Linked DNA regions of Mus musculus: all the other regions are linked to region 1. The links are chromatin loops, found by intact Hi-C in ENCODE. Cell type or tissue: heart. All regions are shown on one strand. Region 1 holds the start of Tmem150c (transmembrane protein 150C). Region 2 has its middle 24 kb from the start of Gm36304. Region 3 overlaps Tmem150c (transmembrane protein 150C). Region 4 has its middle 2.9 kb from the start of Tmem150cos.

What was found. Peaks named below come from ENCODE experiments on the same cell type or tissue, not always from the same donor. Only the 100,000 strongest peaks of a DNase experiment are listed, where the experiment ranks them.
Region 2: it touches region 1 in a loop (4-fold over the local background); 13 of 42 quality-filtered maps call a loop at or near these places.
Region 3: it touches region 1 in a loop (2.8-fold over the local background); 16 of 42 quality-filtered maps call a loop at or near these places.
Region 4: a loop joins it to region 1, with 2.9 times the contacts of the local background. A loop is called at or near these places in 15 of 42 quality-filtered maps.

What each region holds. Positions count from the first base shown.
Region 1 is chr5:100,158,352-100,160,851 of GRCm38, forward strand. Tmem150c (transmembrane protein 150C) reads right to left here and starts at 930. Exons shown (of 8, transcript NM_001382851.1): 1 at 868-930. In heart, no CTCF peak of the experiment used is centred here; DNase peaks (open chromatin) are centred at 870 and 1,010; H3K4me3 peaks cover 1,452 bases; H3K27ac peaks cover 1,150 bases; H3K27me3 peaks cover 1,362 bases.
Region 2 is chr5:100,240,047-100,242,546 of GRCm38, forward strand. It overlaps the pseudogene Gm8091. Among named protein-coding and RNA genes, the nearest start is that of Gm36304, 24 kb to the left of the region's middle. In heart, a CTCF peak has its summit at 1,052 (motif pointing left); no DNase peak of the experiment used is centred here.
Region 3 is chr5:100,081,420-100,083,919 of GRCm38, forward strand. Tmem150c (transmembrane protein 150C) reads right to left here. Exons shown (of 8, transcript NM_001382851.1): 7 at 2,155-2,332. The region is part of intron 1 of Tmem150cos (transmembrane protein 150C, opposite strand); the gene reads left to right. Among named protein-coding and RNA genes, the nearest start is that of Tmem150cos, 4.7 kb to the left of the region's middle. In heart, no CTCF peak of the experiment used is centred here; no DNase peak of the experiment used is centred here.
Region 4 is chr5:100,073,796-100,076,295 of GRCm38, forward strand. No RefSeq gene overlaps it. Among named protein-coding and RNA genes, the nearest start is that of Tmem150cos, 2.9 kb to the right of the region's middle. In heart, a CTCF peak has its summit at 940 (motif pointing right); no DNase peak of the experiment used is centred here.

The sequences.
Region 1 (2,500 bases):
TCGCCCTTTCGGCGGTGTTACTGTAATAGATCTAAGAAGTGCTTTATTCTGTCTTGCCTTTTAAATGCATCCGTGCATTTCGGTTCCCTATCAGGACCATGTATGTCGGAGGTCAGCCTGGGATCGCCCAGGGGGGTTGGCTGGCTTCCATTCACCTGGGCTCTGTTCTCACGTTGGCAATCACCACCCTGGCTCAGCCCTGAAAGATCTGGTCGGAAAAACCGCGACCAAAAGACCAGCAAAGTGCTTAGGGTATAATAAAGTGCCATGGGGGTCAGGGGTGGACAGAGAGGGATGAATGGAGGGCGGGTGGGGAGGAAGGAACATGAATTTCAACTGGGAAACCCCTTATTCCCTCTTTGATTCATTTAAGGAGGGGGAAAACCACTCAGCGAAGGCTCTCTCCATAACCCAAGAATGTCGACTTTTGAAAATTATTATGACCGTGGATAACCATAGCGCCTCGTGCACCGCGACCCGTACCCCACCCCCGCACTCCCCCTGGTTAAGCCCGAAATCCTGGATTCTTCCCAGGAACGCGCGCCCAGTAGGGCGGCCGCGGGGCTGCGCTCAGGGCACCGCAAGTTAGCGCCGGGGCCGGCAGGCTGGGCTCCGCCGCTCCTCCCCGGACCCCACCCGCGGTGGTGGGACACCTGTCACTGGGCGGGGCGGGGGGCCGCAGGCGACACTGCGGCGGCGGCGAGCGGGACGGGCGCGCCGCGGAGCTGCACCGCCCGCCTCGGGCTCGGGAGTACGCGCCCGGGGGCTGGGGAGGCACCGCGGCCGCCCGGGTGGGGTCCTCGCTGGGTCGGGAGCAGGACGAGCAGGGCATCAGGGGCCAGGGGCGGATGAGGGCGCCGCGCCTACCTGCTCCGGGCGGCGGCGGCTCGCGGGCCGTGACCTGCGGCGGCAGCGGCGGCGGTGGCAGTCGCGGTGGGGAGGGCGCTTCCTTCAGGAAGGGGTGGGATCTGCCCGCCCGCCCCCTCCCGCCGCAACGCGGCCCGTCCCCGACTTACTCCGGGGTCCCCGTCGCGGGGCTTCGGGTGGACAGCAGAGCTCTGAGGTCCCGTCTTGTACCTCCCCCCCTCCCCCCCCCCGTCCCCGGTTCCCTCACCGTCACCCGGGGCTGCGGCTGCGGGCGGACGGTCCAATCGCCTCCTTCCTAAGCCAAGGTGGACGCGCTTGCCTGGCGCTCCTCACCCAACAAAAGGCAGGACGGGATCCGGGATCCTCCGCCTGCTGGTTATTTATTCCTGACCTGTTGTAACCTTCTTACCGGCTCCCTTCTGTCCACACACCAAGGACTTTGCATACAGCAGCTAAAATTCACTTTCAGGCCCACGAGCCCAGCGTAGTTCTCCACCACCCGCTGCCCTCCCGTGGTTTTCTTTCATCTTACTGAGCAGACACAGGGCTAACTTCTGACCCTGATAATGGACGGAGGACTTCAAGGCCGCTCCCCTACAGCCAAACTTGCTCATTTCCCCTGTGTGTGTGTGTGTGTGTGTGTATGTTCATAAGACACTACTCAGCATTTTAGTAGCAGCCCCACCCCAGACCCCAACTTTTGTCACTGCACTGACCCCTAAGCAGCACAGCCCAGAGTCATGTTAATCTTAAATTCTTCATTAACTTACTTGACTGGCCTGCTATGCCTGGTAGGGTCGCCTGGATCAATCCACCACACCCATCTACTTAAAACCATTGCCTCTCAAAGCACAAGTTTCTAAGTTTCTAAGCTCCCTCCTCAACTCAACCTATACAAAATCTCTGCCACTGGCTTCTAGAATGCTCTCTTCTCCATGGCGCTTGTCATTATCTACGCATGTGTTGATTTCTGGCCACTGTTCTGTTTTGACTACTAGACCGTTCGATTCTTGAGGTCTTACGGCTTTCTGTTTACCATATATTAAGGAATGGGACTTTGATTTATTCAATTAAGTTAATTCAAAAGTTAATTCTAGTATAGAACCCCCTGAAAGCACGTGCTGAGTGGTGAGGGGCGTTTTCTGAAGAGAGTTAACTTTGTTTTTTTCAGACTCTCCAGGTGGCCTGTGAGGTTAAAAATTGCTTGAGGCCCAGCCTGAGCCCCAGTCTGAGGATTATACTCCTACTTCTTGTCCCCTTATGGGATGCCCAGGCTGGCTATTAAGACTGCATTGGAACCATGAGTTAATCTGGTATGCATGGGGTGGGGGTGGGGTACCACTGATCCTTGCTGCTGCTGCTGCTGCTAAGAGTTATGAACACAACATTATTGGGAGTTTGGGGCCTGGGGTGGGAGGCGTTATTAAAACGCCAATTCGTACATTTTTATGACTACCTGACCAAGAAAGGAGAGGAAAAGAGTAAGCTGACCGTGGGAGAGTAGGTAGAGAATCCCCGAGAGTTTCTCCCGCTTCAGCCTCCCAGGCGCTGAGGTTCCAGGGGTGCTCAACCCGATCTACTTCTGTCGCTCGCTCACTTCTTTTTAAGTTGACTGGAAGAGTCCTCTAGCTAG
Region 2 (2,500 bases), 82 kb after region 1:
AAGAAGGGAGCTTGCCCACACTCTTTAACTTTTCAAATTTATGAACCTGTGAAATGCATCTTTAAGACAAGCAAGTGAGGAGGGTGAATTTTCATACTCAAGGCTGAATTACATCAGCTATCCAGACAATGGGCATCTACTAGGAGCCCCCTGCCAGGTGACCACCCAGATGACAGCCTCTGCAGGTTACAGCTCTCAGGCACTCGCTGGTTCCTGTGGTCAACCAAAGCTCCCTAAGGCCAGGTGTCTGGGTATCTGTTCAGTGAATGTAAAAAAAAAAAAAAAAAAAAAAATCAGTAATCCCTGTTAACAAGGACAACAACTAATCCCTGTTAACAACGATTAACAACAACGATTTTATGCTGTTTGGAAACAGACCAAGTAAGGACCATCTAAGCCCACACTAAAGGAATTTAAACACTTAAAGAAGCAGGTGTTATTGATGGGGTTGGGTGTGTAGCTCAGTGATAGACACTTGTCCAGTACGATCTGGCCTCACTCCCCAGCCCCTCACATGCACACATACAAAAAGAGTTGACAGAAGGGTAGACTTGGCTCCTGAAGAGAAGCATAGACAGGAGAAGGAACGTCATTCCCATAAAACTTCTGCAAGGACTTCCATCCGCCTTGGTCCTTGCCAGTGGGGAGGCTTCTGATGAAATCATCTTAGAGTGTCACTTTTGATGAGAACAGGAGATAAAAAAAAAAAAAAACTGCTTCGGCAGCTTAAGGCAAGGTTTCAGAGAGCAGCGGACCTAGGAAAGTCCTTGCTGGAGGCCAGAGTAGAGCTCTGGTACTTGGTTCCTTGTTCTCTCTTCTCTCCTAAATGAGCGTTTCCACCTAGAACACTAGCTCTCAACCTTACCAGTGCTTCGACCCTTTAATACAGTTCCTCGTGTCGTGGTGACCCCCAACCACAAAATTAATTCATTGTTATGAATCATGCTATAAATATCTGAGATGCAGGGTGAGACCCACAGGTTGAGAACCACTGGTCTAGACGTTGTATCTGTGTCATTGAGACTCCAGTCCAGACATGAACTCCCCCTGGTGGTCAGCTTTGGGGCTGGATCTCTGAATTTTCATGAAACGGATTATATTTGTTCCCCAATTTTAGCCCACTCCTAAGTGACATTAGGGTCTCCCCAATTAATAGATCAATGTTACAGGAGCCTTAAAGAACTTCCAGGATGGACCTTCCCTAATGGAATCTGCCTTTGGTCCTGGGTGAAGATATGACATCATGAACTGCTCCAAAGAGTAGAACATTATATATTGCTGTATCTTCCATTAAGAGTTCATCTAGATGGGTCTGTTGATCGTGTGGACAAAAGGCAACCTTTTAAAGAGGCTTACTCACCTAAAGCCACATTAAAGAGATGGGACGAGTAATTATTACCTTAATGAGGTAATGTACTTTCCCTTCCCAGGAACCCTGTCCTCTGTTCTCTCACCCATACAGCTACCACCATGCAGCTCTGGTAAGCCTGCCTGCTGCTAAGTCGTGGTGTTGCTTGCTGGCATCCATTGCTGAACATGTAAGCCTGCATCAAAAGTTATGTCTTTCTCTCCTCTGTCTCCCTCCTTCCAGCAGCTGCTGACATTCATAGTTTGCACACCCTGGTACTTTTCTCTCAAAGTCTGGCCCTTGAGAGTCTGTTTTAAAATTTACTTATTAAGGAGACTAAAGACCCAAAGGGAGAACTCCAATTTCCTTCTTATCATCTGGTGCCCAATGTGGGTCTCTCCAAGATTTTCAGCAACACTTTCATGTGCAGACTGGTGGTGGTGGAGTCTCTGGCTGTTCCTCACGCATATGTCTTTATTTACCAGTCATAGTACAAGACCCACAAGGTCTGCTACCTTTCTCCCTTTGTGTCCCCTGTACCTCTTAGTATAGAAATGCTTTTGTTTAAAGCTTTTTCATTGAAATGGCCACAGGTATGAACAAAACAGAGTTTGGAATGTCCACACTGCCCACTGTAGCAGATGGAACTAGCAGCCATGGACCACTGACTACGCAGGAGTGTGGCCCCAGAGTTTGTATTCAGTCTGAAATATTTTATGAATATCAGCATATTGTCAGTTTGAACTGTATAAAAGCACTGCTAAAAAAAAAAAGAGGCATATACTTAGGATGGAAACAAAAGTAGAGATAATCTTTCAAATTTGCAAAACAGGGCACAATGCTAAATGTTGAAAGGAGCCTGTGGCACAATGGAGAAAGAAAATCTAAGACAAAGAGTAAATAATAATTGAGGTGGAGAGAGGCAAAATGGAAAGAGAATCCTGATGAGGTCACCACAAATGTCAGCAGCAATAAGTGATCTTTGCCTACGTTGCATTAGTGCCAGTAAGGGCCAAGCATTCCGGAGAGAGCTTAAGATGGAGCCTGGGGGCAACTCGACAGACTGAAGCCAACTTTAGCTTCAGGGGCTGAGAACTATGCATCCAGACCCTCAAAGCAACAGAACAGCAAATGGTCGGATGGCATGAAGGT
Region 3 (2,500 bases), 77 kb before region 1:
TGTAAGCCAAATAAACCCTTCCCTCCCCAACTTGCTTTCTGGTCATGGTGTTTTTGTCGCAGTAATAGAAACCCTAACTTAGGCAGCAGCGCTTCCAAGTGTTCAGATGCAACCAAATCGGAACCATTAACTGTCAGCCCCAGAGTCACAGACAGTCTGCACATTCTTCTGACTGAGGGTAGAAAATGTCACCAGGGCTGGGTTAACTCGTTGGGGACATGGCAGCTTTGATTTCTTTGACCATGTGGCATCAGGTAGCTACAATCTGTGGGATCCTGGACAAATTAGCCTACCTGTGAAGCTCAACCTCTGATTGAAAGAATCAATACATTTCACGAGCTTAGAACGATGCCTAGACGGGGTAAGCGCTCAGCAAGCACTGGGTATTGCTGACTGGGGTGTGTAAGTGTTAGCTGTGGGTGACCATTTAGGAATTGTGACTCCCTCTTCTGAGGAGAACCTGCCTGAGTAGCTGTTGGTTACTACAGGGTGTAGACAAGGCCCGAGCCATTCGAACCCCCTTTACTAGGAATAAAAGCTGATTTCTTTTCATCTGCTCTGTGCTCAGTGTAAGTAATGGGTGGGGTGGGGTTGGGGTTTGAATGATAGATGCCAACCGCAGACTCGTGTATTTGAAAACTTCATCCCCAGCTGGGGGGTTCTGTTTGTGAAAATTACAGAACTGTTAGAAGACAGAGCCTTGCTGAGGGAAGTATGTTCCGGATGCAGGCTTTGAAACTTTAGAGCTTTGCCCCACTTCCTCATCCTGCTTCCTGTGTATGGGTGAAAAAAATGAACAGCCAGCTTCCTGCTCTGACCACTAAGCTTTCCTGTCATGATGGACCTGAACCCCGTAGATCTGTAAGCTTCAACAAACCTTTCATCTTCTAAGTTGCTTTTGGTCAGGGTATTTTTATCACAGCAACAGACCAACACAGACCAACAGAAGAGTGACCAACACAGACAGGGACTGGTGACTTCTATTGAGCCAGGGCTATGCGCTGGCTTGCCCTGCTCTCTGGGGGCTTGTCTGGGGTTTGAGGGAATGAGGTACACTCTGCCTTTCCCTCCCTCTGCTTGTTGATGACAGGGTGCAGATGGGGTCTGAGCTGATCCCCCCCCCCCCCTGTTCACTAGGAATCAAGGCTGGTTTTTGCCCAGCTCCTCTTTGTCTCTCCTCCCTTGGTTCAAAGTCTAAGGGGAGAAAAAGCATAGCACCCCAAAGGCTCAAATCTTTATCCAGGAAAACCACACCCCTAGGCTACCCAGTTCCTGAACTTGTTTTCCAGAAAAACGTATAATCCTGAGAGATATAAGCATTTGTCCCCTGCGATTCGTTTTAAGGATAACCAATAACCTACCCAGAGTAAGACTTAAAGTCATGGATACATTTTTTTAAGATGGAAAAAATATCACAACACTTTTGGATTTCTGTACTGTGGTTTTCATGAATGGAATCTCTGGCTGGCGGCAGAATGCCTGACACCTTTCCTGTAGGCTGAAAGGATCTTCAGAGAGCAGAACCTGCTTTGGTTTAAGTTACCCGTCTCTCTTTGGCTTGGTATAAAAAAAAAATCTGGTCTGAGATATATATATATATATGTATATATATATATATTTTTTTTTTATTTACTTTTATTTTTGAGACAGGGTCTGATGTGGTCCAGTGTGGCCTTGAACTCACTATGTAGGCAAGGCTGATCTTAATCTCCCAGTTCTCTAGCCTTCATCTCGAAGGTTCTGGGAATTTCATCTATGCTCCACCAGACCTGACTATTAATTTTTATTTATTTATGTAAAGACTTATTTGTGTGTGTGTGTGACTACTGTCTGCATGTATGTATATGCACCCATAGTGTGCCCAGTATCTGAGGAATCCAGATGGGGGTACAGCATACCCTCTCTGGAATTACAGGCAGTTGTGAGCCACCATGTGGGGGGTGGGAACCAAACCCCAGTCCTCTGCAAGAGCAGCAAGTGCTCTTGACCACCCGGCCATCTCTGTAGCCCCTGGCTAGACCTTTGTAAAGGTAGAGCACAAAGGCACAGGTTCATTTTGACGCTTTTTGACCTGACAGCTTTTCTACACAGGGGGAAGGGCAATGGTCTTTACCTGTGCTCTGCTGTCCCTGACAAAGAGCCCTCAAAGGATACACAGGACTACGCAGAGGGTAATGACAGCTGACAAGATGACTCTCGGGATCCCAGCTCTCCGCCCCTCGTTCTTGATATTGACTTTGAGTGTCAGTGCGGCCTGGATCCAGCAGGTCAGAGTGCCAAACCCGAAGGTCAGGGATGTCCCCACGTTGTGGATTTCTTCATCGTTTGTGAGCTAGGAGACAGCGGTGGGAGACACACAGGCTGTGAGCAACTACAGGGAGGGATGGGGAAAGGTCTTCAGGCGTGGGGCTGCAGAGACTAGAACGGTTGGGCTTCCTGGTCTCTCCAGCCTCTTTGTGTTGATTCTCAAATGGTTAAAATCCACAGAGAGGGAGGGAAA
Region 4 (2,500 bases), 85 kb before region 1:
GGGTGATCACCAAGATGGCAGTGTCCAGGCAGGATGGTGCAGGAGGAACTGAGAGTTCTACATCTCTGTCTGAAGGCTGCTAGGAGATGACTAGCTTCTAGGTAGCTAGGACAAGAGCTTTAAAGCCCACAGTGACACACTCCAACATGGTCACATCTCCAAATAAAGCCATTCTTAGCCTGCTTGCATATATCTGTACACTGTTATGAGCCTGGTCCTAGCAGAGGTAGAAGGTAGATGAGAGTATATCAGACCCCCTGGAAGTGGTGTTACAGATGTTGTGAGCCGCCATGTCATTGCTGGGAATTGAACCCTGGTCCTCTGAAAGGGCATCCAGTGCTTTAACCACTGAGCCGACTCCCCAGCTGCTGTGCACTGTAATCTTAGTCAGTTACAAGCATGTATGTACCTTATTAATGTCTCTGTGCATGTGTCATGACATACATGTGGAGGTCAGAGAGCAACCTTGTAGATTGGCTTCCTTACCACCTGGGTCCTGGGGATTGAACTCCGGTTGTCCAGGTTATCAGTAAGTAAGATCTCTCTGGCCCGAGATCATGTTTTACAAAGACTTAGTCCATAACAAATCCTAAGAACTAGTGTCGATGTAGACTCTGGAGGCTGATTTGAAGAGTGGAGAGACCACACCCAACTCGGTGAAGAGGGTGAGATTTTCATATCTGAAGGTAGATTACCCCTGGAGTCTCAGCAATAAGGAAAGGTTTAGAGGGCTGGGACCTATGGGACATTGTAGTGAGCTGGGATTTCAGTCTGAGGACATGGGAAAGCCCTGGAGTTTCGTCAGCACAGGAAAGAAAATGAACAAGTGTAGCCTTTAAGAGCCTTTAAGCTTTGTCGTGTCAGGAGCAGGTTGAAGGGAACCCATAATGGAAGCCGACCAGGTTTGTTGTTAGGAGACATCAGGAGAGATGGTTAGCAGATAGGGCCAGATGGTGGCAGTAGAGATTCACAGTCATCCTTAAAGACCTGGAGGGTTTCATGTAGCCCAGGCTGGCCTTAAATTTCGCCTTCCCTCCTCCCTGCTTCCCCCTTCCCCTCCCCCTTTCTTTCTTCTTCTTCTTCCTCCTCTTCTTCCTTTTCTTTCCTCCTCCCTCCTTCTTCTTTCTCCTCCTCCTTCCTCTTTCCTTCCTCCTCCCCCCTCCTCCTCTTCCTCCTCTTCCTTCTAGAAGTGGCCTCAGCAAGTAGTCGTGGTCACCCTGGACCTCACTATGACCTTGGAATCTCAGGTCTGCCTGCCTCTGCCTCCTGAGGGCTGGGATTGAAGGTGTGCGCTGTCATGCCTGGCTTGCACTCAGCTTCAAAGGTCACTTTGTTTGGGTTTCCCCACAAATATTGGCTGTGAGAACAGATACAGGAGTAAGGGGAAAGAGACCCCTGTAACGATTGGAAGACGCACATCTTTAACTTACACAGGACAACTGTTCAAGGGTGGGTTTAAGGGCTTGAGATAAAGGGTTAAAACTGAGATGCCTTACAGTGGAGATGTCGTTAATTAGTAAAGAGTGGACCAAGCAGGATGGAGATCTGGACTGGATAACTCGGAAGGGTTGATATATGGCAATACTTTAATCTTCCTTCTCTCCTTGTTTGAGATAGGGGTCTTACTATGTAGCTCATTCTAGAGTGGAACCCAGCCCTCCTGCCTCTGCCTCTCTAATGCTGGGATGACCATTAAATACTTCTGGCCTTTTCTCCTTCGAGAGGCTCAGTTGGACAACAGGAAACTCAGTATGTGTGGGACTTTGTTCCCTGACAGCCAGGGCTGCTCATTCTGTATGAAGATGCCCCAGCTATGGCTTCCTATGAGTGCTGTGAATTTCAGCTCTAAGGGGTCACACTGAGCTCCATCTGTATTTGTGTGAGATCGTTTAAAAATAAAAAGGGTTGGAAGATCCCATTCCTATGCCCAGCCTCCCAACCCCCGTCCCTGACCAGCTACCTAACCACTGTGGTTTTTGGATTGAATCACACATATCTAAAACTTAAAAGATGACGTCCATATGTAAGGGGAAATATGGTACTTATCACTTTGGATCTTTGGTAACCCAGATGACATGACATGGAACCTGTACAAAATACTGCGTAAGATGGCCAAGAACTGGGCCTAAATGTCATGAGCCTAGGGGAGACCCCACTGCAGTACAGTGGTTCTTAATGACACATTTCTATACCATAGCTCACAGACTAAGCCCTCATCAAAGAAGCTGCTGCTCTGAGTAGATGGTAATTAGCAGAGACCCACAACTGGACAGTGTGCAGAGAGTGAGTTTGGAGCACTTAGCGCTAACTGGGAGGCCTTTATCGAGACCCCTTCCCTCGGGCTGGAGAGATGGCTCAGCGGTTAAGACCACTGACTGCTCTTCTAGAGGTCCTGAGTTAAATTCCCAGCAACCACATGGTGACTCAACCACATGGTAGCTCACAACCATTTGGGGATCTGATGCCCTCTTCTGGTGTGTCTCAAGACATAGACAGTGAC